Regions from separate parts of the Mus musculus genome. Here region 1 is linked to region 2. The links are chromatin loops, found by intact Hi-C in ENCODE. Cell type or tissue: left cerebral cortex. All regions are shown on one strand. Links, peaks and the distances in the headings refer to the core of each region. The heading gives the core; the rest is flanking DNA.

Region 1 (2,922 bases), core at 257-2,756, 590 kb before region 2:
GAATAAGGCTATTCAGGGAATTCTACTTAGTATTAAAAGTAGCCATTGCATCAGTTCAAAATAAGCACTAACTGTTGGATATTCAGCTTACCCAGGTTGCAGATATGCCTGTGAGCTACAAGAAACAGGAACACTCACTCCCAAGGATAACCAAGCCACAAAGCATGAAGAACAACAGGGAACTAGAGAAGCTGGAAAGCAGAACAGTACCAGGAAAAGAGGTCTGGTGATCGGAAGGTAGAAGGGATAGTTTGTCCCCTGCTGCTTTAGCATCTTAGTAGCAGAGCCTTCTGTCTGCCTCTCTGATTGCTTGGCTGACATATACTCTCCTCCCATCTCATACCTCTGCATGGTGCCTGGTCATAGGGATCCTCTCAGTGTAGATAACTCTGGTGGTTTTCTCTGTGACTTTCAAGCAGGCTAAGACTGGATAGGCTGACTATGTCTAGCAGTGGCCTCTCACCAATGGCTGAGTCCTAGTGACATCAGGCTCAGAGTCCTCTCAATAGTCAGCTCCTCAGATTGGGACCAAAAGGAACAGGCATTTGAGACTTGCTAGAAGTGGTCAGAATCCATGATTTACTCTCTTTCTGTCTTTTAAATATCAAATTGGAGTTGTTAAGTGGAAGCCAGAGGTTAACATTAGGCATCTTCCTCAATCAGTCTCTACCTTATGTTTTGAGATAGTCTCTCACTGAATCTTGAACTCAGCAATTTGTCTTGTGTGACAGAAACCCTTCTGTCTCCGTACCACTGGGATTATAGGTATGTAGTGCAGTGCTCCACTTTTGGTCTGTTGGTGCTAGGCATTGAACTCAGGTCTTCAGACTTGCACAGCAAGCACTTTACCTAGCCCAGGGAATAAGAGCTCTATGCTTCAAACAAATATGTCATGACTCTGAAACACATGACAGAAAAGGGAAGGGACCAGATGGGCTAGTGAGAGGGCATGTCAACATGGCACTCACCCAATTCCTGGGTGCTGGACTCAGCTGTGATTCTTTCAGTGTCATTGACTCATTGAGAAGTCATTAGAGATTGTTGAAAAGTACCAAATAATGTGCCACACTGAGTGGTTTTTGTTTTTATTTAAATCAAAGTTTTGGATGTTTTAGAGAAAATGTCAAGGAAACAGCCAGTAGAGATGGGCTGAAATCCCTTGATGCTATGAAAGAAGAACCTTGTAAAACTGTGCAGTCCTGGTGGGCTGTCTGATAATTGCAGAGACATGGAAGAGATAATAAGTAAGGCTGTCAAATGTGAGATTTGATGAGGATCGTCACCCTCTCTGTAGGATTGTGTCACAGTTACCAAGTGCCTCACACCTGTGCTGGGTGCCATCGGCTCCATGGTGAGCTCCTTTCTACACGCTTACACAATTTCAAAGGCAGTGACCAGAAGGGAAGGCTCGCCCTTTCTCCCGCCTACCCACAGCTGGCTCATTCTCTGCCAACATGAAGAACCAACGAGTTGAATCTGTTTTGAGCATGTCACCATGAGTTCAGATTCTGATTCCATTGTGGGGACTTGGCAAGCCCTAGTGTCCTGCCTGAGTATTGGCAGGAGTGGAGGAGCAAGCAGAGGATATCCAGGTCACTGTCCTTGTCTCCCTTGGTCTGTCCCTTTAAGCAAGGACTCTGTCACTGATGTCATCAATCTTGCACATTTCATAAACTGTAAATTCATTTTAAAATCTGCTGCTGAGCCGCCAGCTGTCTCCATGTTTGTCAGTCTGCTGTTAGGACTGTGCCACTGTACAGTGAGGCTGTCTTTCTCTAATGACTTCTTGATCTGATGGCGAATACATTGAATGTGGCGACAAGAGCCACCGGCATTTATACTCACTAGGCTGGCGTCAGAGCCTGGAATTGAAATCTTGTTTTTGACCTAGGGTGATGATATTGATGGTTTCTATATTTTGCTCTGCTTGATTTATAGACTCTGAAATTACAGAACTTTCCGACATCCTGATTTATTACATAGTAGGTCGGAAGAGGGCAGGGCAGCTCTTTAAAACTATTTAGGTGTTGCTGATGAGTAAATTGAGGCACAGAATAAGTGCTGAAGGTCAGATAGCAAAGAGTAGTGATAAAAGGACTTATAGAGCCATGGTGTCTCTCTTCAGGGACCGAGTCATCTTTATCCTTTTTTGGGGGTGGAGGCAGGGTCTCTTAAATCTCAGGCTGCCCTTGAACTTGCTATGTAGCTAAGAATGACGTTGGGTTCCTTATATTCTTGCCTCTACCTTCTGAGAGCTGGAATTGCTAGTATGTGGCACCGTGCCCAGCTTGTGGGGACCCAATCCAAGACTCTGTCCAGGGGACTGAGCCCAAGACTCTGTCCATGCTGGGAGAGCACTTAACTGGGTTATATTGCTAACCCTCAAATATCTTTTTATATCTTGTAATCATTCCACAAGCTGTCTACACACAAGGCCCTTTCTCTCCAAAGGCTAGAGGCATAGCAGAAGGAACCATAGCCAGCTCTGAGCCGAGTCAAAAGAAGAGACTGTCTCTTGGACCCCATGCCAGATTTTAATACAAAACGTCTTCCAGTGTGAACCTCTTCCAACTATTAGGAGGGAGACAAGGTAAAACCAAAAGGTTCAATCACACAAAACCTCTGCAAGTAAGCCAGGGATGCAGACATCACCCCAAAGAAACCATAGGCAAAACAAATGACTTCTTCAAAGGAAGCCATCACCATGTGCTTGTATCTGGATGCAGCTATTTGTAAGAATTCAAATCATGCTTTCTTGTGTCAGTGAATACCTGAACACCATTTTAGATGGTAGGTGGTAGATGGGTAGTCTGGGTAGAAAGGAAACATGGAGATCTCCCCCCCCCCAACCCCCACATAAAGAGTTTGCTCTAATTTGCAGGTAGATAGTGTCCAGAGTCAGGTTATCCCGCCTTTATCATT
Region 2 (2,922 bases), core at 92-2,591:
AACCTTCACAGCCACCAGGATAGACGTTTATATTTAGTGGTAAATAAGGCAGCAAAGGGGGAAATATTGACTATCAGTCTAGATTGGATTTGTATCACAGGGTGTGAACTCGAGCAAGTTTCTGAACCTCACCAATCCTCAGTTTTCTCATCTGAAAGTGGGAGTAGCTTAGTATCTGTATGTCAGGTCATTCTGGAAAGATATGAGACGACCCTCAGCGTGTCATCTCACTTTCTAGTGTTGGTGTGAATCTAAAGGATTTGAGGGTATGTGGTGTCTACCCCTCTTCTCGATTGCCTGATTTCTGTATTTCTTCAATGTCATCTCTCTCCCTCATTGCGTCATCCCAACTAGCTATCTCTCTATTCAAAAGAAATTCTACTATGTGAGCCTGAGAACATCTATTTATCACACTGATGTCCCTTTGCACGTGTCCCGTGTGTAACCTGCAATCTGAAGAATGAAAATGTTATTGGATTTAATCTTTTCAGATCTATCAGGACATGAAAGGGAACAGCCAAGTAGAGAAGGTTCACATCTTCCATCTGCTGTCTGTCCAACTCCTGACCCTCTATCCCTTGATCAGGTCACACTGTAAGTCTCCTAAGGTGTCAACTAGTAGGAATCCATCCCTTGGGATGACACAATTCTTCAGTGTATTGAAATTGCAAAACTCTAGACTAAGCCATGATGGTGAAAAACAATGAAGAGCTGTGTCTTATACGGTCCAGCACCAAACACTCAGAGAGTTTCATATTATAGGAACCATAATGTTTTAGACATAAAAGAAGTAACATCACATTCTCTGAAGCACACATAAAGGGATCTAAACTTTGCATATAGTGCAGCGTGCAATTATTAGTCATGACCCCTTCTAGACAGATAATTTTCCGATGCTACAGAATAGAAACTCCAGACGGTGATGCAATAGGGGTATATTTTGGTAGTATTAATCCACAAGCATCTCAGTAGTTCCATCCTATGACAATTATAGAAGGAAAAAAACCTAAAACATAAATGGAAATTAGCCCTTAGCAGCTGCTTTGTGGAGCAATTTACATTTTAGATTTCCAGAATAGCAGCACTAGTTCAGAATAGGAGAAACAGATTGCATTCTTATTGTAGTATAAGATCTCCCATTTGTTAGAGATTTTGTTCTTACTGTAAAGAAAGAGAAAAATAAATGTAACTGGGAATTCTAGTCTACACCCAACAGGGTATTTTTGGGTTTGGCTTTTCTACAGTAGTTGTCATCTTTTACCCAGACTCTGGCAAAGGGGATTTGGAGGAATCTAGTTTAGACTAGAAGACTGAAACCAAAAGGAGCTACTGATGTTTTGTTGATAGCCAGGTTTAATTAATTGGATGTGTTTGTGTCTTACTCAGCTATAATTTAATCATTATGAAAATTCTAAGAATCCTATATAATTCTTGAAATATCAATTATAACTTTGTCTCATTTTTCTCTAAAGCCAACTTCTTCTCCATTTGTATGCTTCTTCATAGCATTACCACTAAACAAATAATAAATGCCTTAGAATTTTTTAGGGTGGGCTGTACCGAGGCATCCCAATACTGCTGTCGGAAAAGCATGTAGTGTTCACGCACAGAGTCACGACCCACCAATCAAGCTTCACAGAGATGCTTCTTAAGGCTGCAGTGTCTACCTCGGAAGCCACTTCACTAGACCATCGCGTGGAAGCCAATGGACTTGACCTGTAAACTCTTCAAAATTCAACCCAAGTGCTAAGTGCACTTTTACATGTAATTTCCAGACTCCTCTCCTTTATGTTAGGGTTTTATTTTAGACTCTGATAGAGTTATGCAGCCTGAAGAAGAAAATGCATAAATCTGGGGTTCAGCCGTGACCCCTTCCCTCTCAGTCTTACTTTTGAATTATTTTCCAGCCCCTACCCCAACATTTACAGTTTCAGACTACAGATGATGGCAATACCCATCTCAAAAAGTTATTATGGTAATTAAATTGCTATTATAAAGTATTTTAGAAAAGCTAAGACACTGTATAGATACGGGCATATCTGGGAATGTTGCTCTGGCTAATAGAATATTGAATATTAGTATGCTTAGTGCTAAACAACAGGTGATGACAAGCTGAACTACTTGACAGTTTCTGAGGAAAGGAGCCCACTTGCAAGGTGAGTCCATATCATGCCTACATCAGTGTACTCCTATTTCAGACTCACTAAAATGTAAGGCAGATAATAAGGCGTCAACACATCAGCAGGACTCTCCTGGCCCATGTCTCATGTTCTCTACTCTATTCAGCTTTATTTCCTCTTAATCCTCTTTTATTCTAATTTCTCCTGATTCTACATCAATATGTGTGAGTATTTATGCACAACAAGCAACTATCTTACAGATTAGGGGAAATGCACATAGCATTTGCCTTCAAAGAACATTTAGACCTTCTATAAATACATCAGTGATCACTGCTGGCTTTTGTCTTCTTTGAATGTTTTTATCATGCATGTTTTCCCAGTTTAAACCACAGGGCAGGAACTCTGTCTGATTGTATTTGTAAATCAGGGAGAGAGCATTGTCGTTCAATAAATGCCCAGAAATACTAGCATCTGTGTGAGGCAAATAGATAGAAATGGTTTTCTATCTATTATAAGGAGAAAAGAAAGTGGATACTGTATAATTTCCACATTAGTTATCTCATTTGTGTATCACAGTGACATTATATATATAAAAGCTAGATGGAGTGGACAGTTTTGTTGTTATCTTCCCTCAACCAAAGCAGAAACTGAGAGTAAGGGTTAATGTCATGCCCAAGGACCTGTGGCAAGTTGACGTCATGGGTAGAGGAGATAGAAAACTATAAACTCCTCTTAACCAGTATGGCAGAAACCTCAGTTAGTGTGTGTGGGTCTTGAACATGCCACGAAGCACACACATTGG

What was found. A loop is a pair of places that touch in the nucleus more often than their neighbours do. Peaks named below come from ENCODE experiments on the same cell type or tissue, not always from the same donor. Only the 100,000 strongest peaks of a DNase experiment are listed, where the experiment ranks them.
Region 1: it touches region 2 in a loop (2.8-fold over the local background); 2 of 42 quality-filtered maps call a loop at or near these places.

What each region holds. Positions count from the first base shown.
Region 1 is chr14:77,737,615-77,740,536 of GRCm38, reverse strand. No RefSeq gene overlaps it. Among named protein-coding and RNA genes, the nearest start is that of Gm30467, 42 kb to the left of the region's middle. In left cerebral cortex, for the core only: no CTCF peak of the experiment used is centred there; a DNase peak (open chromatin) is centred at 1,446.
Region 2 is chr14:77,146,014-77,148,935 of GRCm38, reverse strand. No RefSeq gene overlaps it. Among named protein-coding and RNA genes, the nearest start is that of Enox1, 9.3 kb to the left of the region's middle. In left cerebral cortex, for the core only: no CTCF peak of the experiment used is centred there; a DNase peak (open chromatin) is centred at 1,128.